Regions from separate parts of the Homo sapiens genome. Here region 1 is linked to region 2. A link is a loop called in an ENCODE intact Hi-C map of the cell type or tissue named here. Cell type or tissue: pancreas. All regions are shown on one strand. Each heading gives the region's core, and the rest is flanking DNA. Links, peaks and the distances in the headings are about the cores only. Region 1 overlaps PLIN3 (perilipin 3). Region 2 overlaps TICAM1 (TIR domain containing adaptor molecule 1).

Region 1 (11,738 bases), core at 2,867-7,866, 43 kb after region 2:
TGATCTTGGACTTCCAGCCTCCAGAAATGTGAGAAAATAAATATCTGTTGTTTACATTTCCCAGACAGTACGAATTTTTTTTTTTTTTTTTTGAGATGGAGTCTCACTCTTGTCACCCAGGCTGGAGAGCAGTAGCATGATCTCGGCTCACTGCAATCTCTGCCGCCCGGGTTCAAGCGATTCTCCTGCCTCAGCCTCCTGAGTAGCTGGGATTACAGGTGCCTGCCATTGTACCTGGCTAATTTTTGTATTTTTAGTAGAGATGGGGTTTCACCATGTTGGCCAGGCTGGTCTTGAACTCCTGACCTCGTGATCCACCCGCCTCAGCCTCCCAAAGTGCTGGGATTACAGGCATGAGCCACCGCACCTGGCCACGATTTTTTTTTTTTTTTTGAGATGGGGTCTTGCTCTGTTGACTAGGCTGCAGTGCAGTGGCACAATCATAGCTCACTGCAGCCTCCAACTCCTGGGCTCAAGCAATCGTCCCACCTCAGCCTCCCAAGTAGCTGAGATTACAGGCACGCACCACCACAGCCAGCTAATTGTTTTAAATTATTTTTTGTAGAGATGGGGTCTTGCTATATTGCCCAGGTGGGTCTCAAACCCCTGGACTCATGCGATCCTCCTGCCTTGGGCTCCCAAAGCACTTGAGGGACTCACACAAAGAGGTGTGAGCCACTGTGCCCGGCCCCAGACAGTGTGGTTTGTGGCAGCATCCTGAGCAAATGAGTGTACAACCAGATACAGTGCCAGGAGCAAGCGGGAATGGCCCTGCCAGCCTGCAGAGGGGTGAGCAATAAGCCACTGAGCTCTGGGTGGGTGTCTGCTGCGGGGTGAAGGCTGCTGGCTCAGGGCCCCGACCCCCTGGAACCTCACCAGGCTTAGGACCTGCGACAGCTGCAGCAGAGCCTCCTGTGCCCTCTGCTTGGTGGCTCGAAGCTTGCCCAGCGAGTGCTCATAGGCGTGCTGCCGCAGCCTCTCCGACAGGGAGCCCAGACGTACGAAGTAGCTCTGTTCCTGCCGCTGCTGCTGCACGGACGCGACGTCAAAGCCATCCAGGGATGTGGCGATGCGGGCTGCAAGGAAAAGGAGAAGGGTCTCTGTGAAGACCAGAACACACAGCTGGGCTCGTCCCATGCAGACAGTCCCAAGAATCACACTGTCCAGTTTATTTATTTATTTATTTAGAGATGGAGTCTCGCTCTGTCGCCCAGGTTGGAGTGCAGTGGTGTCATCTCGGCTCACTGCAACCTCTGCCTCCCGGGTTCAAGTGATTATCCTGCCTCAGCCTCCCGAGTAACTGAGATTACAGGCGCCCGCCACCATGCCCAGCTAATTTTTGTATTTTTAGTAGAGACGGGGTTTCACCATGTTGGCCAGGCTGGTCTCGAACTCCTGATCTCCAGTGATTCATCCGAACTGGCCTCCAAAAGTGCTGTGATTATAGGCGTGAGCCACCACACCTGGCCATGCTGTCCAGTTTATAACCCAGTTCTACTTCTTATAAACCTCGAAGGCCTGGGAGCAAAGGATTCTGCCTTGGTTTTCCCTATCTGCAAAACGGGGATAAGGAAAATTAAACCTCACAGGAATCAGAGACCTTAGACTAGCAGGAGGGTCTCAAGCTATGGCCTGCAGGCCAGACCTGCCTTGGACAACCTGTGAATATAGGCCTGAATGTTCATTATGCAGTCCTGCAGAGAATAACAGCATTCCAGCCAGCAATACATCACATATACTACAGAGGTCCCATAAGATTATAATACCGTAGGCCGGGTGCAGTGGCTCATGCCAGTAATGCCAGCCCTTTGGGAGGCCAAGGCGGGCAGATCACTTGAGGTCAGGAGTTCAAGACTAGCCTGGCCAACATGGCACTACCCCATCTCTACTAAAAATACAAAAATTAGCCAGGCGTGATGGCACTAGCCTGTAATCTCAGCTACTTAGGAGGCTGAGGCAGGAGAATCGCTTGAACCCGGGAGGTGGAGGCTGCAGTGAGCCAAGATCACACCACTGCACTCCAGCCTGGGTGAGAGTGAGACTCCGTCTCAAAAAAAAAAGAGAATAATGACATTTCAGCCAACAATGGACTGCATATACTACAGTGGTCCCATAAGATTATAATACCATATATACCGTATTTTTCCTGTACTTTTTCTTCTTTTTTTTAGACAGGGTCTCGGTCTGTTGCCCAGGCTGGAGTACAGTGGCACGACCTCAGCTTACTGCAGGCTCAACCTCCCAGCTTCAAGCTATCCTTCAACCTTGGCCTCCCGAGTAGCTGGGACTACATAAAGCTGGGACTACGGCAAGACACCTGGCTAATTTTTGTACTTTTTGTAGGAATGGGGTCTCACTATGTTGCCCAGGCTGGTCTTGAAATCCTGGACTCAAGCAATCTGCTCGCCTCAGACTCCCAAAGTGCTAGGTTTACAGGTGTGAGCCATTGCACCTGGCTTCCTGTACCTTTTCTATGTTTAGATCTGTTTGTTTTGTCGGTTTTTATATTTTGAAGTACAGTCTCGCTCTGTTGCCCAGGCTGGAGTGCAGCGGTGCAATCATAGCTCACTGTAGCCTTGAACTCCCAGGCTCAAGTGATCCTCCTGTCTCAGCTCCCAAATAGCAACTGGGACTACAGGCGTGCACTAGCACACCCAGCTAATTTTTAAATTTTTTGTAGAGATGGGGTCTATGTTGTCCAGGCTGGTCTGGAACTACTGGGCTTAACTAATCCTCCCACCAAAGTGCTGGGATGACAGGTGTGAGCCACCACGCCTGGCCTCATCCCATGTTCGTAGGTTCATATGTGTATATGCATGTATTTATTTACTTATTTATTTATTTATTTATTTTTTTGAGACAGAGTCTCACTCTGTTGCCCAGGCTGGAGTGCAATGGCATGATCTCGGCTCACTGCAACCTCCGCCTCCCGGGTTCAAGTGATTCTCCTGCCTTAGCCTCCTGAGTAGCTGGGATTACAGGAATGTGCCACCATGCTTGGCTAATTTTTGTATTTTTAGTAGAGATGGGGTTTCACCATGTTGGCCAGGCTGGTCTCAAACTCCTGACCATGTGATCCAGCTGCCTCAGCCTCCGAAAGTGCTGGGATTACAGGCATGAGTCACCACACCTGGCCTTTATTTTTTTTGAGATGGAGTTTCACTCTTGTTGCCTGGGCTGGAGTGCAATGGCGCAGTCTTGGCTCACCACAAGCTCTGCCTCCCAGATTCAAGCCATTCTCTTGCCTCAGCCTCCCGAGTTAGCTGGGATTACAGGGATGCGCCACCATGCCTGGCTAATTTTGTATTTTTAGTAGAGATAGGGTTTCTTTATGTTGGTCAGGCTTGTCTCGAACTCCCGACCTCAACCTCCACCCGCCTCAGCCTCCCAAAGTACTGGGATTACAGCCATGAGCCACTGCGCCCAGCTGCATGTATTTATTTAATCCTGCTCCTACTGTACCCATGCTTTTTTTTTTTTGAGATGGAGTCTCACTCTGTCGCCCAGGCTGGAGTGCAGCGGCCCAATCTTGGCTCACTGCAACCTCTGCCTCCCAAGTAGCTGGGATTACAGACGCCTGCCACCGCACCTGGCTAATGTTTATTTTATTATTATTATTTTTTTGAGACGGCGTCTAGCTCTATTGCCCAGGCTGGAGTGGAGTGGCATGATCTCGGCTCACTGCAAGCTCCGCCTCCCAGGTTCATGCCATTCTCCTGCCTCAGTCTCCCGAGTAGCTGGGACTACAGGCACCCGCCACCACGCCCGGCTAATTTTTTTTTTTTTTTTTTTTTTTTTTTTAGTAGAGATGGGGTTTCACTGTGTTAGCCAGGATGGTCTCGATCTCCTGAACCTGTGATCCGCCCGGCCTTGGCCTCCCAAAGTGCTGGGATTACAGGCGTGACCCACCGTGCCCGGCCTAATTTTTGTATTTTTAGTAGAGACCGGGTTTCACCATGTTGGCCAGGCTTGTCTCAAACTCTTGACTTCAGGTGATCTGCCCACCTCGGCCCACCAAAGTGCTGGGATTACAGGCTGAGCCACCGCGCCCTGCCTATATCCTAAGCTACTTATTTGCAAAAATCCCAATCCCCGCACTTTGGGGGGCTAAAGCAGTAGGATCACTCCAGCCAAGGAGTTCTGGATCAGCTGGGATGACAGAGGGAGACCCCGTCTTTACCAAAAATTAAATAAAGAAAAATTAGTTGGGCGTGATGGTGTGTGCTTGTAGTCCCAGCTACTCGGAGGCTGAGATGGGAGGCTCGCCTCAACCCAGGAGTTGGAGGCTGCATTGAGCTATGATCGCACCACTGCACTTCAGCCTGGGCAAGAGAGTGAGACTCTATCTCTAAAACAAATAAATAAAAAAGGGCCGGGCATGGTGGCTCACACCTGTAATCCCAGTACTTGGGGAGGCCGAGGTGGGCAGATCACAAGGTCAGGAGTTCGAGACCAGCCTGGCCAACATAGTGAAACCCCGTTTCTACTAAAAATACAAAAAATTAGCTGTGTGGTGGCAGGTGCCTGTAATCCCAGCTACTCAGGAGGATGAGGCAGGAGACTCGCTTGAACCCAGGAGGCAGAGGTTGCAGTGAGCTGAGATCACGCCATTGCACTCCAGCCTAGGTGACAGGGCGAGACTCTGTCTCTAAATAAATAAATAAATTAATTAAAGAAGAATATCAAATAAACAGTGCAGGGAGTGCGAATATGTGACCGAGATGACTGGAGTGGGATGTCTGGCCTGGCGGGAACACCAGCATTGTTGTCACAGTTCAGTGAGATCTCAAGTTTAGTCACGTATTTATGCAGGAGCGGAGTGGCGAAGGGGGAAGAGGAGGAGGGCGGGGAGAGGACAGGGGAGGTTGTGCAGGACCTTGTGGGCTGTGACGAGGACTTGGGCTTTGACCCCAGGGGAGGTGGGGTCCATGGAGGGCTGTGGGCAGAGGGACGGGTTCTGACTCAGGTGGTCACAGGCGCCCTCTGGTGGCTGCTGTGGGGAGGAGACTGTGGTGGATGAGGGCGGGAGCTGGTGAGCAGGACAGAGGGGACTGCGTTAGTGATGAGATTCCAAGATGCCCGGGAGAAGTGGCAGGGACGAGGCGGCAGTGAGTGTCGGCACAGACCCCAGGAGGCCGACAGCGGCTTCCGGTCAGGGGGCCTGGGGAGGGGTCCCAGAGCAGCCCGCTGGCCACACTTACCCAGTTCGGCATCCGTAAGGGGCAGGTGGTTGTCCGCCCACTCCTCCGACTTCCCCAGCACCGTGTCGACCCCACTCAACACCATCTGGCCCAAGCGGGAGCCCATGACCGATTGGACGCCGCCGGTCACTACGGACTTTGTCTTGTCCACGCCGCTCTGCACAGCACCGCGGGTCGCGTCCACCGCCTCCGACAATTGGGTGGCCACCGTGTCCTTGGCGCTAGACACCATCTCTTGGGCCCCCGACACCTTAGACGACACAAGCTCCTTGGTGTCCGCCAGGACCTAGGAGATGCAACAGCATCAGCATCTCTGCCTTCCCTCCATATCTGGGCACCCCTCCCCTGCACCCCAACTTCCAGGGAGACCGAGGCGGGGAGCGCCATCCCCCGGGTGACCCCAGCATCTCCGTCTTCCCTCTGTATGTGGGCACCCCTCCCCTGCACCCCAACTTCCAGGGAGACTGAGGCAGGGAGCGCCATCCCCCAGGTGACCCTGAGTCTGGAGTTGTGGGCATGACCTCATACTCTGCAGCCAGACTACCTAGGCTCCGTTCCTAGCTAGCTACTTCTCAGCTGTGTGGCTTCAGGAAAGTCACTCTACCTCCCTGTACCTCATTTCTTTCTTTCTTTTTTTTTTTTGGAGACAGGGTCTTGCTCTCTTGCCCAGGCTGGAGTGCAGTGACACCATCTCAGATCACTGCAACCTCTGTCTCCCGGGTTCAAGCAGTTCTCCTGCCTCAGCCTCCGAAGCAGCTGGGATTACAGGTGCCCGCCACCATGCCTGGCTAATTGTTTTTTGTTGTTGCTGTTGTTGAGATGGAGTTTCACTCTCGTTGCCCAGGCTGGAGTGCAATTGTGTGATCTCGGCTCACTGTAACCTCCGCCTCCTGGGTTCAAGCGATTCTCCTGCCTCAGCCTCCCGAGTAGCTGGGATTACAGGCATGCGCCACCACGCCAGGCTAATTTTGTATTTTTAGTAGAGATGGGGTTTCACCATGTTGGTCAGGCTGGTCTCAAACTCCTGACCTAGTGATCCGCCCACCTCAGCCTCCCAAAGTGCTAGGATTACAGGCATGAGCCACTGCACTCTGCCTGTTTTTTGTTTTTTTTTTTCAATTTAATTTTTTTTCTTTTGAGATGGAGTCTCCCTCTGTCACCCAGGTGGAGTGCGGTGGCACAATCTCGGCTCACTACAAACTCCACCTCCTGGGCTCAAGTGAGCCTCCCACCTCAGCTTCCCCAGCGAGTAGCTGTGACCACAGGCACGTACCACCACTCGTGGCTATTTTTTATCTTTTATTTTTATTTATTTATTAATTTTTTTGAGGCGGAGTTTCACTCTTGTTGCCCAGGCTAGAGTGCAATGGTGCAATCTCGATTCACTGCAACCTCTGCCACGTGGGTTCAGGTGATTCTCCTGCCTCAGCCTCCCAAGTAGCTGGGATTACAAGCACATGCCACCATGCCGAGCCGATTTTTGTATTTTTAGTAGAGACGGGTTTCACCATGTTGGCCAGGCTGGTCTTGAACTCCTGACATCAGGGGATCCACTTGCCTGGGCCTCCCAAAGTGCTGGGATTACAAGCATGAGCCACTGCGCCCAGCCTTATTTTTTATTTTTTGTAGAGACAAAAAATACAAAAAATTAGCCGGGTGCAGTGGTGCATGTCTGTAATCCTTACTACTCAAGAGGCTGAGGCGGGAGAATCCCTTGAACCCGGGAGGTGGAGTTTGCAGTGAGCCGAGACTGCACCACTGCACTCCACCCTGGGTGACAGAGAGAGACTCTGTCTCCAAAAAAAAACAAAAACAAACAAACAAAAAAAAGCTTTGCATGGAATCCTTTGACTACGCCCCACCCAGCACATGGTGAGCGCTCATCTGTCAATACCTGCTGTTCTCGAATCTAAGTCTTTTTTTTTTTTTTCTTTTGAGACAGGGTCTCACTGTGTCACTCAGGCTGGAGTGCAGTGGTGCAATCATAGCTTACTCAAGCCTTGACCTCTTCGGCTCCAGCGATCCTCCCACCTCAGCCTCCCAAGTAGCTGAGACTACAGGTACGCACCACCACACCCGGCTTATTTTTTTATTTTTTGTAGAGACAAGGACTCTCCATGTTGCCCAGGCTGGTTTCGAACTCCTGGCCTCAAGCAGTCCTCCTGCTTTGGCCTCCCAAAGTGCTGGGATGACCGACATGAGCCACTGTGTCCAGCTGAAGCTAAGTCTTTAGACAGATCTCTATGCAGAGGGCTCTCCGCAAAGTTGAAAACCACACCTGCCCCATTCCTACCCAAGTTGGTGCTTCCCTGAAGACTCAGTCCTCTTGTACTCATGAGAGTTCATCTTTTTGTGGGGGAAGAGGGTGTGAGAGTCAAGTTTTTTGTTTTTGTTTTTGTTTTTTTTTACAGAGTTTTTGCTCTTGTCACCCAGGCTGGAGTGCAGTGGCACTATCTCGGCTCACCGCAACCTCCACCTCCCAGGTTCAAGCGGTTCTCCTGCCTCAGCCTCCCCAGCAGCTGGGACTACAGGCGTGCACTGCCACGGCCGGCTAATTTTTTGTATTTTTAGTAGAGACGGGGTTTCACTGTGTGAGCCAGCATGAGCCAACGCCCCCGATGAGAGTCAGGTTCTAACAGCCCCACTACTCAGTGAACACGCACGTTCTCACACTGGCCCGGATTAAAATCTAGCTCTGACAACACCACCGTCCCCCAGAACCTGGGGAAAGTTACCTCTTCACAAAGGGGGAAAAAACTCATAGGGCCCAGAATTGAGAGAGCATTGCACCTCTCAAAAAGTCAAGAGCTCACAGCAGGCCAGGCACGGTGGCTCACACCTGTCATCCCGGCACTTTGGGAGGCTGAGGTGGGAGGATCGCTTGGGCCCAGAAGTGTGAGAACAGCCTGGGCAACATAGTAAGACCTCACCTCTACAAAAAATACAAAAATTGGCCGGGCACGGTGACTCACGCCTATAATCCCAGCACTTTGGGAGGCCAAGGCAGCTGGATCACCTGAGGTCAGGAGTTCGAGACCAGCCTGGCCAACATGGTGAAACCCCATCTCTACTAAAAATACAAAAATTTGCTGGGCGTAGTGATGGGCGCCTATAATCCCAGCTACTTGGGAGGCTGAGGCAGGAGGATCACTTGAACCCAGGAGGCAGAGGTTGCAGTGGGCTGAGATCACGCCACTGCATTCCAGCCTGGGCAACAGAACGAGACTCCATCTGAAAAAAAAAAAAAAAAAAAAAAAAAGCTCCCAGCTGCTGCTCTGTTCAGTGACCTTGAAGAATTCACCCTGAGCTTATCCCTTCTATAAACAGAAAGACTGTTGGCCTCCTACGCTATCAGTGGGAGAGAAAGGGAAGCAAGGGCTTGGCCCTGAGACGGGGGCTCCTGGTTGACGTTTCCCATCTTCCTGTAAGCTCAGCAGTTTCCATCCCCCCTCAGCCAAGCCCACTATTGGCCTTTGCTGATAAGGTGTAGGCATGGCTGGGCATAGTGGCTCACAACTATAATCCCAGCACTTTGGGAAGCCAAGGCAGGCAGGAGGATTGCTTGAGCCCAGGAGTTTGTTTTTTGTTTTGTTTCTGAGATGGAGTCTCGCTCTGTTGTTCTGATCTCGTGATCCGCCCGCCTCGGCCTCCCAAAGTGCTGGGATTACAGGCGTGAGCCACCGTGCCTGGCTAGCCTGGGAGTTTGAGACCAGCCTGGGCAATATAGCAAGACCCCATTCCTACAAAAAATTAAAAAATTAGTCAGGTGTGGTGGTGCACACCTGTAGTCCCAGCTTCTCAGGAGGCTGAGAGCTGGGAGGATTGCCTAAGTCTAGGAGGTCAAGGCTGTAGTGAGCCAAGATCACGCCACTGCACTCTAGCTTGGGCTACAGAGCAAGACCTTGTCTCAAAAAAAAAAAAAAAATGCAAGTTGACAACCGCTCTGCTGTTTCCCAGCTAAGGCCATTTCTGCATAAATGGGAGGTGAGGAAGTCTAACCATGATGGGACAGCACAGCTCCCCGGCATACAGTAGGCACTCAATAGCAAGTGGATGAATAAGCTGCCTGTCCCTGCAGGTGGTCTCAGGGAAAGTCCAAGGATGCTGGGATGCGGCTGGCTTGTCCTGCCTCCAACCCAGGGATCACCTATTTCTGATGCTACAGACCCAGACACAAGCAGGTGGTACCCGAGGGTGGCCCTTCTGTAACCACTGGGCTGAAGCGGACATGGAGCACCTGAATACTTAATAAGCATCTATCTGCAGGGCGCGGTGGCTCACACCTGTAATCCCAGCACTTTGGGAGGCCGAGGCAGGCAGATCACCTGAGGTTGGGAGTTCGAGACCAGCCTGACCAACATGGAGAAACCCCATCTCTACTAAAAAGATAAAATTACCCAGGCATGGTGGTGCATGCCTGTAATCCCAGCTACTCGGGAGGCTGAGGCAGGAGAATCGCTTGAGCCCGAGAGGCGGAGGTTGCAGTGAGCCGAGATCGCACCATTGCACTCCAGCCTGGGCAACAAGAGCAACACTCTGTCTCAAAAAACTAAAAAAATAAGCATCTACCCTGTGCCAGGCTGCCTGCTGGGCACTGGACACAGCCACAAAGCAGGCAGCCTGTGCCCTGGTCCCAGCTGGGGAGACAAACAATAACCGATTAAGCCTCACACTTATCTGAAGGAGGGTGTTTTTTTTTTTTTTTTTGAGACAGAGCCTTGCTCTGTTGCCCAGGCTGGAGCGTGGTGGCACGATCTCGGCTCACTGCAACCTCTTGCCTCCCAGGTTCAAGTGATACTCGTGCCTCAGCCTCCCGAGTAGCTGAGATTATAGGAACTCACCATCACGCCTGGCTGATTTTTGAATTTTTAGTAGACACAGGGTTTCACCATGTTGGCCAGGCTGGTCTCGTACTCCTGATCTCAAGTGATCTGCACGCTTCGGCCTCCCAAAGTGCTGGGAGTAAGGCGTGAGCCACCACGCCTGGTCTGTGCCTCATTTTTTCATCCCAGGCTGTTATAGGTTGAATTATGGCCCCCTCAACCCCAAATTCTTATGTTGAAGTCCTGATCCCCAGGGGTAAGAATGTGGCTGTATTTAGAGACAGGGTCTTTAAAAAGCGGTGATTAAGGGAAACTGAGGTAGGGCACAGTGGCACACTCCTATAATTCTAGCACTTTGTGGGGCTGAGGCAGGAGGATTGCTTGAGCCCAAGAGTTGGAGACCGGCCTGGGCAATATGGCGAGACTCCGTCTTGACAAAAAGTACAAAAATTAGCCAGGCGTGGTGGATGCACCTAGTCCCAGCTACTCAGGAGGCTGAGGCAGGAGGATCTGTTGAGCCCAGGAGTCTGAGAACAGCCTGGGCAACATGGTGAAAACTCGTCTCTACAAAAAATTAAAAATAGCCAGGCATGGTGGTGCATGCCTGTGGTCCCAGCTACTTGGGAAGCTGAGATGGGAGGATCACTTGAGCCCAGGAGTTCAAGGCTGCAGTTGAGCCATGATCACACTACTGCACCCCACCCTGGGTGACAGAGTGAGAACCTGTCTCAAAAAAAAAATTTTTTTTTTTAATGTTAAGAGCCAACATTTGCTACAAGCCATGTGCTGTTCTGGGCCTTCAGGTGTTAACCCCAGGTCAGCATTGCCATTCTGTAGAAAAGAAAGTGGGACCCAGGCTGGGCCTGGTGGCTCATGTCTGTAATCCCAACACTTTGGGAGGCCAAGGCAGGTGGATCACCTGAGGTCGGGAGCTCGAGACCAGCCTGACCAACATGGTAAAACCCCATCTCTACTAAAAATACAAAAATTGGCCAGGTGTGGTGGCACATGTCTGTAATCCCAGCCACTCGGGAGGCTGAGGCGGGAGAATCGCTTGAACCTGGGAGGTGGAGGTTGCAGTGAGCTGAAACTGCACCAGTGCACTCCAGCCTGGGCAACAAGAGCGAAACTCCATCTTAAAAAAAAAAAGAGGGGGCCGGGCACAGTGGCTCATGCCTGTAATCCCAGCACTTTGGGAGGCCGAGGCGGGAGGATCACGAGGTCAAGAGATTGAGACCATCCTGGCCAACTTGGTGAAACCCCGTCTCTACTAAAAATACAAAAATTAGCTAGGCGTGGTGGCAGACGTCTGCAACCCCAGCTACTCAGCAGCCTGAGGCAGGAGAATCGCTGGAACCCGGAGGTGGAGGTTGCAGTGAGCCGAGATTGCACCACTGCACACCAGCCTGGCAACAGAGCAAGACCCCGTCTCAAAAAAAAAAAAAAAAAAAAAAAAGTGAGGCCCACAGAGGCAAAGTAACTTGTGTGAGGGCCACCCAGCTGCTGAGGGGCAGGACACAGTTTGGAACATGGTGTTTTTTTTGTTTTGTTGTTTTTGAGACAGAGTCTCGCTCTGTCGCCCAGGCTGGAGTGTAGTGGCGCGATCTCAGCTCACTGCAACCTCCGTCTCCTGGGTTCAAGTGATTCTCTTGCCTCAGCCTCCCGAGTAACTAGGACTACAGGCACACGCCACCACGCCAAGCTAATTTTTTTT
Region 2 (11,738 bases), core at 2,815-7,814:
TTCAGGTCCCTGTCCCCGGGTCCCCACCCCCTATTACTTCTGCATCCCCATCACACCCAGGGCAAGCCCACACGAGACCACCCATTCCTGTGTCTGCCTCCCCTTGGAGCTGTGAGCCCTATGAGGGCAGCAACGGGATCCGTCCCAGAAAACAGCGTTCACTCGATCTGAAGCCATCCCAGGCATACAGTAGATGCTCAATACACACTGCTCAACGAGGGAATGAACGGATAATGGGGGGAATGAACAAAATACACCGGCTAGCAGGAAGCGAACGTGGAATCGAGAAACGGAAAAACTGACTTGAGGCCAGGCGCAGAGGCTCATGCCTGCAGTCCCAACACTGGAAGGCCAAGGCGGGAGGATTGCTTGAGCCCAGGAGTTCGAGACCAGCCTGGGCAACATGGTGAAACTCCATCTCTACAAAAAATGTAGGGCCGGGCACAGTGGCTCACGCCTGTATTCCCAGCACTTTGGGAAGATGAGGCAGGTGAATCATTTGAGGTCAGGAGTTCGAGACCAGCCTAGCCAACATGGTGAAATACCGTCTCTACTGAAAATACAAAAAAATTAGCTGCGTGTGGTGGCACATGCCTGTAATCCCAGTTACTCAGGAGGCTGAGATGGGAGGATTGCTTGAGCCTGGGAGGTCCAGGCCGCAGTGAGCTGTGATCGCACCACTGCACTTCAGCCTGAGCAACAGTGAGACCCTGTCTCAAAAAAAAAAAAAAAGCAGCTGGGCATGGTGGTGCATGTTTGTAATCCCAGCACTTTGCGAGCCTGAGGCTGAGCTGGACAGATTACTTGAACCCAGGAGTTTGAAACCAGCCTGGGCAACACAGCAAAACCCCATCTTTACAAAAATTACCTGGGTGTGATGGTGTGCACCTGTGGTCCCAGCTACGCAGGAGGCTGAGGTGGGAGGATTGCTTGGCCTGGAAGTGTTGAGGCTGCAGTGAGCTGTGATCAGACCACTGCATTCCAGCCTGGGTGACAGAGTGGGACCTTGTTTCAAAAATAAATAAATAAATAAATTAATTAATTAATTAATTAATTTTTAAAAAGACTTGGGCATCCACCGGGTGTGGTGGCTCACACCTGTCATCCCAGCACTTTGGGAGGCCGAGGCGGGTAGATCATTTGAGGTCAGGAGCTCGAGACCAGCCTGACCAACACAGTGAAACACTGTCTCTACTAAAAATACAAAATTAGCTGGGCATGGTGGCGTGTGCCTGTAATCCCAGCTACTTGGGAGGCTGAGGCAGGAGAATCACTTGAACCCGGGAGGCAGAGGTTGCAGTGAGCCGAGATAGCACCACTACACTCCAGCCTGGGCAACAAGAGTGAAACTCCATCTCAAAAAAAAAAAAAAAAAAAAAAGACTTGGGGATCAATTCAAATTCAAACATTTATTGAGCATCTGCTATAGACCATACCTTGGGATCCCACAATAAAGCCCACGGACAGGCAGACCATAGACATGTGGGCCATGAATAAGTTGATTGTATTTGTCTCAAACTCCAAAGTGCTGTGGAAAGATGAAGCCTATTCAGGGGATCTGGTGGGTTCTGTTTTGAATGAATTATATTATATTATATTATATTATATTATATTATATTATATTAATTTTTATTTTTTTGAGACAGGGTCTTGCTCTGTCACCCAGGCTGGAATGCGGTGGTATGATCTCGGCTCACTGCAACCTCTGCCTCCCAGGTTCAAGCAATCCTCCTGCCTCAGCCTCCTGAGTAGCTGGGATTACAGGCGTGAGCCACAGTGCCCGGCCAATTTTATTTAATTTTTTAATTTTTTTTTTTTACAGGTACCACCAGGCCCAGCTAATTTTTTGTATTTTTGTTAGAGATGGAGTTTCACCATGTTGGCCAGGTTGGTCTTGAACTCCTGACCTCAAGGCATCCCCCTGCCTCGGTTTCCCAAAGTGCTGGGATGACAGACGTGAGCCACCATGTCCAGCCTTGAATGAATTTTAAATGAGGAGCACGCATGGAGAGGGTGAGGCCTTTGATACCACAGGGAATCAAGAGACAGCATCCCGCTCTGTCGCCCAGGCTGGAGTGCAGTGGCGTGATTGATCATAGCTCACTGCAGCCTCGAACTCCTGGGCTCAAACGACCCTCCCACCTCAGCCTCTGGAGCAGCTGGGACAACAGGTGCCCACCACCAGCTCAGCCAGACGGTGATGTTTGAGCAAAGATCTGAAGCAAGTGATGAGGGAGCCATGTAGGTACCTGGGGGAAGGGCATTCCAGGCTGAAGTCACAGCCTGTGCAAAGGCCCTGAGGCAGGACCGCACCCAACATGTTATAGGAACAACGGGAAGGCTCACATGGCTGGAGCAGAGTGACAAAGGCCAGAGGTCAAGGCAGATGTAAAACTGACCCTGGATTTAACAACACAAGATCACCAAGGACCTTGAGCAGAGCAGTTTCTTTTTATTCTTTTTATTTTATATTTTATTGTATTTTTTTGAGACAGAATCTCGCTCTGTCGCCCAGGCTGCAGTGTAATGGTGAGATCTCGGCTCACTCCAACCTCTGCCTCCCAGGTTCAAGCGATTCTTCTGCCTCAGCCTCCTTAGTAGCTGGGATTACAGGAGTGAGCCACAGTGCCCGGCCAATTTTATTTTATTATTTATTTATTTATTTATTTATTTTCAGACAGAGTCTTGTTCTGCCGCCCAGGCTGGAGTGCAGTGGTGAGATCTCGGCTCACTGCAACCTCTGCCTCCCGGGTTCAAGCGATTCTCCTGCCTCAGCCTCTCAAGTAGCTGGGATTACAGGCGTGTGCCACCACGCTCAGCTATTTGTTGTAATTTTTGTGGAGACGGGGTTTCACCATGTTGGCCAGGCTGGTTTCGAACTCCTGGGCTCAAGTCATCCACCAGCCTCAGCCTCCCAAAGTGCTGGGATTACAGACGTCAGCCACCGCGCCTGGCTGAGCAGAGCAATTTCTGGGACATGCGGCTGGGGTGGGTGGTGGATGGTAATAGTTTCACAGGAAGGACAGGACAGGAAGAGGATCCTGGGGGAACTTCTGGAAATTCTGTTCTGGTGCAAAGCCTGTAGGAAGTGAAGCTGCACCCTGGCCCCTGCCTTCCAGAAGGGCCCTTTATTTTCATGGCCAGAGGGGCCAAGCGGGTCCTGGCTGTGCAGCCTCAGAAACTTCCTCTTTCAGTTCCTGGAGGGAGCCCGCAGGGTCTGGGTCATGCAGTCTCTAGCTTGAGCAGCAGGGTGACCCCTGGCAAAGGCTCAGCATCATGCCAAGCCCAGGAGGGCAACAGATGCTTCTAGAAGAAACTAAGGGCCGGGTGCAGTGGCTCACGCCTGTAATCCCAGTACTTTGGGAGGCCAAGGCAGTAGGATCGCTTGAACCCAGGAGTTTGAGATCAGCCTGGGTAACATAGTGAGATTCTTGTCTTTACAAAAAAATACAAAAGTTAGCCGGGTGTGGTGGTGCCTGCCTGTAGTCCCCGCTACCTGGGAAGCTGAGGCGGGAGGATCGCTTGAGCCCAGGAGTTCAAGGCTACAGTGAACCATGATCTTGCCACTGCACTGCAGGCTGGGTAACAGAATGAGACCCTGTCTCAAAAAATAGGATGGGCATCAGAAAACATATTCATGTTTTGCTCAGTGAGAGAAGGCAGACACAAAAGGCCACACAGTGTGTGATCCAATTTCTTTCTTTTTTTTTTTTTCTGAGATGGAGTCTCGCTCTGTTGCCCAGGCTGGAGTGCAGTGGCGTGATCTCGGCTCACTGCAAGCTCTGCCTCCCAGGTTCACGCCATTCTCCTGCCTCAGCCTCCCGAGTAGCTGGGATTACAGGCGCCCGCCACCACGCCCGGCTAATTTTTTTATATTTTTAGTAGAGACGGGGTTTCACCGTGTTAGCCAGGATGGTCTCGATTTCCTGACCTTGTGATCCACCTGCCTTGGCCTCCGAAAGTGCTGGGATTACAGGTGTGAGACACCGCGCCCGGCCACGTGATCCAATTTCTGTGAAATGTTCAGGACAGGCTCATCCACAGAAACAGGAAGGGGATGCATGGGTGCCGGGGCTGGGGGGAGGCAGTGGGCAGTGTCAGCTGATGGTTCCAGTGCTGCTTTTTGGGGTGATGAAAGTTTCTGAAATTAGATAGTGGCAATAGTTGCATAATATAGTGAATACAGTAAAAACCACTGATGTCTCCACTTAAGAAATAACAGGACCAGGCGCAGTGGCTCACGCCTGTAATCCCAACACTTTGGGAGGCCGAGGTGGGCAGATCACCTGAGGTCAGGAGTTCGAGACCAACCTAGCCAACATGGTAAAACCCCCGTCTCCTACTAAAAATATAAAAAATAGCTGGGTGTGGTGGCGGGCCCCTGTAATCCCAGCTACTTGGAAGGCTGAGGCACAAGAATCGCTTGAACCAGGAGGTGGAGATCACGCCACTGCACTCCAGCCTGGGTGCCGGGGCGAGACGCCATCTCAAAAAATAAAAAATAAACAATAATAATAATAAATGCCGGGCACAGTGGCTCAGGCCTGTAATCCCAGCACTTTGGGAGGCCGAGGCAGGTGGATCACCTAAGGTCAAGAGTTCAGGACCAGCCTGACCAACATGGATAAACCCCGTCTCCACTAAAAATACAAAATTAGCTGGGCATGGTGACGCATGCTTGTAATCCCAGCTACTCAGGAGTTCAAGACCAGCTTGGACAACATATGTGAAACCCCATCTCTACTAAAAATACAAAAATTAGCTGGCCGTGGTGGCGCATGCCTGTAATCCCAGCTACTCGGAAAGCTGAGGCAGGTGAATTGCTTAAACCTGTGAGGCGAAGGCTGCAATGAGCTGAGATCAGGCCACTGCACTCCAGCCTGGGCGACAGAGTAAGAGTTGGTCTCAAAAAAATATGTATCAGAAAGAGATCATTCCAAGCAGGCACATATAGCTGCCCAGCCCGGTCTGGCTGTGTGTATACTGACTTCCAGAAAGAAATCCTCTGTTATTTATTCACATTTCACCGTTTTTAAATAGAGGGGACATTGGGCCGGGCTCGGTGGCTCACGCCTGTAATCCCAGCACTTTGGGAGGCCAAGGCGGGCAGATCACCTGAGGTCAGGAGTTCGAGACCAGCCTGGCCAATATGGAGAAACCTCGTCTCTACTAAAAACACAACATTAGCTGGGCATGGTGGTGCATGCCTGTAATCCCAGCTACTTGAGAGACTGAGGCAGGAGAATCGCTTGAAACCGGGAGGTGGAAGTTGCAGTGAGCCAAGATCGCGCCACTGCACTCCAGCCTGGGCAACAAGAGCAAAAACTCCATCTCAAAATAAATAAAGAAATAAATGGGACATTTTCTTATTTTTTTTTCTTCCTATTTTTCTTCAAGGCTGTTAGGCTCCCAGGGAATCTGGGCTTTCGTGGCCACGTGGGGCCGGCGGGCGGTGGCCACCAGAGGGCGCTGGGGCAGCGCAAATCGCAGCTGAGCCCCTAGAGCTGGGGACCTGGTCCTGCCTGGAGCTGCCTTCCAGACCTTCCAGACCTTCACCCATGCTGTACCACCTTCTAGAACTCTCTCCCCGCCCGTGGCTCATTCCAATGAAGGCCTGAGGTCTTAGCTTACTTCCTTCTTTCAGAAACTTCCTTTAATCTCCCCAGGCCAGTCTAGGGTCCCCTTTGGGGTCCCACAGCTTCCCCATCAGAGCCCCCATCACCCCATAACTGCCTAATACTGTCTGTCTCCAGCACTGGACAACATAGATTTCTTTTCTTTTCTTTTCTTTTCTTTTTAATGGAGTTTCGCTCTGTCATCCAGGCTGGAGTGCAGTGGTGCGATCTCAGCTCACTGCAAGCTCCGCCTCCCAGGTTCACGCCATTCTCCTGCCTCAGCCTCCTGAGTAGCTGGGACTACAGGCGCCCGCCACCACGCCTGGCTAATTTTTTTGTATTTTTGGTAGAGACGGGGTTTCACCATGTTGGTCAGGATGGTCTTGATCTCCTGACCTCGTGATCCGCCTGCCTGGGCCTCCCAAAGTGCTGGGATTACAGGTGTGAGCCACTGCGCCCGGCCTCTTTCTTTCTTTTTTTTGAGACAGAGTCTCACTCCGTAGCCCAGGCTGGAGTGCGGTGGCGTGATCTCGGCTCACTGCAACCTCCACCTCCCAGGTTCAAGCAATTCTCCTGCCTCAGGCTCCTGAGTAGCTGGGATTAAAGGCACGCATCACCACGCTCGGCTAATTTTTGTATTTTTAGTACAGACAGGGTTTCACCATGTTGGTCAGGCTGGTCTTTTAAATCCTGACCTCAAATGATCCTCCCATCTTGGCCTCCCAAAGTGCTGGGATTACAGGCGTGAGCCAAGGAGCCTGAGCTTTTTTTTTTTTTTGAGACAAGGTCCAGCTTTGTCACCCAGGCTGGAGTGCAGTGACACCATGATATCTCACTGCAGCCTTGACTTCCTGGGCTCAAGGGATCCTCCTGCTTCAGCCTCCCAGTAGCTGGGACAGCAGGTGGGTGCCACCAAGCCTGGCTTTTTATTTCATTATTTCATTTCATTTCATTGAGACAGGATTCTCACTGTGTTGACCAGGCTGATCTCAAAGTCCTGGCTTCATGTGATCCTCCCACTTCGGCCTCCCAAACTGCTGGGATTACAGACGTCAGCCACCGTGCCCGACCCTCAGGGCATTCAAAATGACCCTGCTTTACAGATCTACAGGAGGTATGTGGAGACAGCTGGGAATGGGAGTTCCAGACGTGAGGTCTATGGTACAAATGAGGAAGATGAGGCCCAGAAAAAGGCTGCCGGCCGGGCGCGGTGGCTCACGCCTGTAATCCCAGCACTTTGGGAGGCCGAAGCAGGTGGATCACCTGAGGTCAGGAGTTCAAGACCAGCCTGGCCAACATGAGGAAACCCTGTCTCTACTAAAAAAAAAAAAAAAAAAAAAAAAAAAAATTTAGCTGGATGTGGTGGTGGGTGCCTGTCATCCCAGCTACTCAGGAGGCTGAGGCAGGAGAATTGCTTGAACCCAGGAGGCGGAGGTTGCAGTGAGCCGAGATTCCACCATTGCACTCCAGCCTGGGCAAGAAGAGTGAAACTCTGTCACAAAATAGAAGAAGAAGAAAGAAGAAGAAAGAAGAAGAAGAGGAAGAGGAAGAGGAGGAGGAAGAGGAAGAAGAAGAGGAAGAGGAGGAGGAGGAAGAAGAAGAAGAAGAGGAAGAGGAAGGCTGTGTCTTGCCCCAAGTGCCACACTATCTCAGGGAGAAGCAGGGGCTTGAACCCGCTGTTCCTGCTGCCGAGGCCAGCCTGGCTGACCTGGGACAAGTGAAGGTTCCTGGGCCGAATTCTTTTTCAGTCACTTTAAGGAACAGGAAAGGGTCCTCTGAACTGGGCAGGCCCTGAATGTGCCCACATCTCCTCTGCTCTTGTCTCTACCTGGTCCAGCCCCAGCCAACATCACTCACCCAGACCAGTGCAGTCGCCTCCACCCTGGTGCCCCAGCATCAGCCCTGGCCCACCAAGGTCTGTCCTCCCTGCAGCGGCCACCAGAGGGCACCTGTGAGCACTGGAGTCAGGTCCTGTCCCTCCTCTGCCCACAGCCCTGCATGGCTCCCACCCGCCTGGGGGTCAAAGCCCAAGACCTCCCCATGACCCACCAGGCCCTGCTTAACCTGCCCCATCCCCTTTTCGCCCTCCCCTCCTCCCTCTCTGCCCGTCGCTCACTCTGCTCCAGCCTCCTCGCTGTTCCTCCAACACACCAGGTGCCATCTGCCCCCAGGGCCTTTGCATGGGCTGTGCCCTCTGCCTAGAAGGTCATTCCCACTTTCACCTCCAGCTCTTCCCATGACTGACTCCTTTTCTTCCCCCCAGGTCTCAACTCCAACACCCCCTCCTAGAGAGCCCCTTCGGCCACCCCTGCTGAAATTCTTTCTCCTGAGACACTCCCACCACCACTTCTTTTTTTTTTTTTGAGACGGAGTCTCGCTCTGTCGCCCAGGCTGGAGTGCAGTGGTGCGATCTCGGCTCACTGCAAGCTCCGCCTCCCGGGTTCACGCCATTCTCCTGCCTCAGCCTCCCGAGTAGCTGGGACTACAAGTGCCCGCCACCACGCCCGGCTAATTTTTTGTAGTTTTAGTAGAGACGGGGTTTCACCGTGTTAGCCAGGATGGTCTCGATCTCCTGACCTCATGATCCGCCCGCCTCGGTCTCCCGAAGTGCTGGGATTACAGGCGTGAGCCACCGCGCCCGGCCTGTTTTTTGTTTTTGAGACAGAGTTTTGCTCTTGTTGTCCAGGCTGGAGTGCAATAGCCCCATCTCAGCTCACAGCAACCTCTACCTCCTGGGTTCAAATGATTCTTCTGCCTCAGCCTCCCAAGTATCTGGAATTACAGGCGCGTGCCACCACGCCTGGCTAATTTTTTGTATTTTTAGTAGAGACGAGGTTTCACCCTGTTAGCCAGGATGATCTCGATCTCCTGACCTCATGATCCGCCCGCCTCAGCCTCCCAAAGTGCTGGGATTACAGGGGTGAGCCACCGCACCCAGCCCGAAGGCTCTTCACTTTCTGAAACTATTTTGCTTTCTTCTTTTATAATTTGTTTACTATTCCTTCCTCTCCTCCCCTACGGAAATGACAGCCAATGACTAATCACTTCTGTCTGCTGTCTGGGACAACTCCCAGCACACAGTAGGCGCTGGATGAACGTTGGTCAAATGAAGGAATAGCCAGTTCACTGCCCCTGCTCAGGTATTTGCAGCTGGTTCCGGCCTGGATGGTCCGAAACCCTTTGTTGGGAACAACCTCACTGCACCCTGGAATCTCATCTCAGAACTCCACTCCCCAGGTTTCACTTCTGGGCCGCTGCGGCTGCCACCGGGACCAGAGCTCTGACAAAGTCTGAGTCAACAACTAAAATAGCAAGTAGTGCATGGCTGCTGGGTGATTCACACCAGCCTGCTTCCATGTGGCCTGGCAATGGAGGAAGGAGCCTGCAAAGTCAAATCAGGTTGTCAGGAGGGAGGGGCTCCTCAGCTTCCCAGCTCAGTGAGTCCAGTTTCACCTTCGAGGACCCTCCTTTGTTTCCTCCCTTGGAAGTTCAGCTCCTTCCATTGTGATTCCCCGTTTCTGATCTGTGTGAGTTTTGGAGTCAGAATTAATCTCTTTAGGCCTCGGTTTTCCCCATCTGTAAGGTGGGTCCATAATAGAAGCTTCTACCTTGAGGGGTCATTTTGAGGATGAAAATGTGTTTGTTTATTTATGTATTTAATTTTTTGTTATATAGATGAGGCCTTCCTATGTTGCCCAGGCTGATCTCAAACGTCTGGCCTCGCCTCCTTACACGCCAGGACAACGGGCCTGCAACACCGTGCCTCCCTATTTATTTTTATTTTATTATTTTATTGTTATTTTTGGAGATGGAGTTTCACTCTCGTCACCCAGGCTGGAGTGCAGTGGTGCAATCTCGGCTCACTGCAACCTCCACCTCCCGAGTTCAAGCGATTCTCCTGCCTTAGCCTCCCAAGTAGCTGGGATTACAGGCACCCACCACCACACCCAGCTAATTTTGTATTTTTAGTAGAGACGGGGTTTTACCATGTTGGCCAGGCTGGTCTCGAACTCCTGTCCTCAGGTGATCCACCCACCTCGGCCTCCCAAAGTGCTGGGATTACAGGCATGAGCCACCATGCCCTGCCTATTTTTATTTATTTATGTATGTATTTACTGATACAGAGTCTTGCTCTGTTGCCCAGGCTGGAGTGCAGTGGCGCAATCTCAGTTCACTGCAATCTCCGCCTCCCAGGTTCAAGCGATTCTCCTGCCTCAGCCTCACAAGTAGCTGAGACTACAGGTGTGTGCCCCATGCCCAGCTGGTTTTTCTATTTTTAGTAGAGACAGGGTTTCATCATGTTGGCCAGGCTGGTCTCGAACTCCTGACCTCAAGTGATCCGCCTGCCTTGGCCTCCAAAAGTGCTGGGATAACAGATGTGAGCCACCATGCCTGGCCTATTTATTTATTTATTTTTTAAAAAGAGTTGGATGTCTTATTCAGTTGATAAATAAATAAATACATACATAAATAAGAAAGATGCGGCTGGGTGTGGTGGCTTACGCCTGTAATCCCAGCACTTTAGGAGCCCAAGGCAGGTGGATCACCTGAGGTCAGGAGTTTCAGACCAGCGTGGCCAACATGGCGAAACCCCATCTCTACTAAAAATACAAAAATTAGCCGGGTGTGGTGGCGAGCTCCTGTAATCCCAGCTACTCGGGAGGCTGAGGCAGGAGAATAGCTTGAACCCGAGAGGTGGAGGTTACAGTGAGCTGAGCTCTCTTCACTGCACTCCATCCTGGGTGAGAGAGCCAGACTCCATCTCAGGAAAAAAAAAAAATAGAGATGGGGTTTCATTATGTTGCCCAAGCTGGTCTTGAATTCCTGGCCTCAAGCAACCCTCCCACTTCAACCTCCCAAAGTTCTGGGATTAATTACAGATGTGAGCCACCACAGCACCCAGTCTTGTTTATGTATTTAGACACTCCAGAATCAATACATGTTAAGTGTCCAACAAACCTTGGCTCCATTCTTATTCTTAGAAGGTCTGTCACCCTGAAAAATATTAATCCCTTCCATGTGGGTCCCCATACTTAATGAGTGCTGCACCTGCTACCCAGGTATGGTGTACCTGATATGTGGTTCTGCATATGATCCGCTGAGGCCTTGAAACAACAGCCTCCACAGACCCATTTCTCAGATGAAAAAGCAGAGGCTCCGACAGGGGAGGCACTTGCCAAATGTCACACAGTGGCATCGGAGTCCAACCTTGGTGGGGGCATCAAAGGCAGACCCCAAAGAAAAAGGAAGGGCTGCAGCAAAAACTGCTAAATGTCCCCCAATGGCATTCATTCAAATTCATGCATTTATTCACTCATCCATTCATTCACTCACTCATTCATTCATTCACTCATCCTTTCACTCACTCATCCATTCACTCATTCATTCACTCACTCGTTCATTCATTCACTCATTCATTCACTCACTCGTTCATTCATTCACTCATTCATTCACTCGTTCATTCTTTCACTCATTCATTCACTGACTCGTTCATTTATTCACTCACTCATTCACTCATTCATTCATTCACTCACTCGCTCACTCATTCATTCATTCATTCATTCATTCATTCATAGCTCACTGCAGCCTTCGGCTCCTGGGCTCAAGCAATCCTCCCACCTCAGCCTCCTGAGTACCTGAGACTACAGGCGTGCACCACCACGCCCAGCTAACTTTTGTATTTTTGAAGAGACGCGGTCTCACCATGCTGCCCAGGCTGCACCCTCCCCGCCCTCAACAATATCTTTTCCCTCCACCTTTCCTGGTATTAGAACCCCGACTCGGGAGGCACACGGCCGTTCAGAAAGGACTACATTTCCCAGGGTTCCTTGCGGCAGGAGCAGGGCCATGTGATTATATTCTGGCCAATGGGATGAGGGCAAAGGCCGGTCTATGCCCTCCAAGAAGAGGCGTGCACTTCCCGCTTCCTGTTCCCTTTTGCGGGAGCGGGAGCCACGTGTTTTATAACAAATAGCCAGGCAGAAGGTGTCCCAGAAGACAATGGCGCTGCGGAAGCATTCAATAAATATTTATTATAATTAAAAGACCGTAGCAATACCCCCACCACCAAGACCCTTCACCCAGAAATAGAGAGATTGGAATTGTAAACACCGTATCCAGTTC

Evidence for each region. Peaks named below come from ENCODE experiments on the same cell type or tissue, not always from the same donor. Only the 100,000 strongest peaks of a DNase experiment are listed, where the experiment ranks them.
Region 1: a loop joins it to region 2, with 2.3 times the contacts of the local background. A loop is called at or near these places in 102 of 110 quality-filtered maps.

What each region holds. Positions count from the first base shown.
Region 1 is chr19:4,846,815-4,858,552 of GRCh38, forward strand. PLIN3 (perilipin 3) reads right to left here. Exons shown (of 8, transcript NM_005817.5): 5 at 5,202-5,487; 6 at 877-1,076. Among named protein-coding and RNA genes, the nearest start is that of PLIN3, 15 kb to the right of the region's middle. RefSeq lists a silencer at 4,943-5,032. In pancreas, for the core only: a CTCF peak has its summit at 5,009 (motif pointing left); DNase peaks (open chromatin) are centred at 5,017 and 5,407.
Region 2 is chr19:4,804,304-4,816,041 of GRCh38, forward strand. TICAM1 (TIR domain containing adaptor molecule 1) reads right to left here. Exons shown (of 2, transcript NM_182919.4): 2 at 11,629-11,738. Among named protein-coding and RNA genes, the nearest start is that of FEM1A, 18 kb to the left of the region's middle. RefSeq lists a silencer at 31-192 and enhancers at 8,216-9,415, 8,605-8,684, 8,835-8,924, 11,550-11,679. In pancreas, for the core only: CTCF peaks have their summits at 5,448 (motif pointing right) and 7,534 (motif pointing right); DNase peaks (open chromatin) are centred at 5,488 and 7,558; H3K27ac peaks cover 1,350 bases.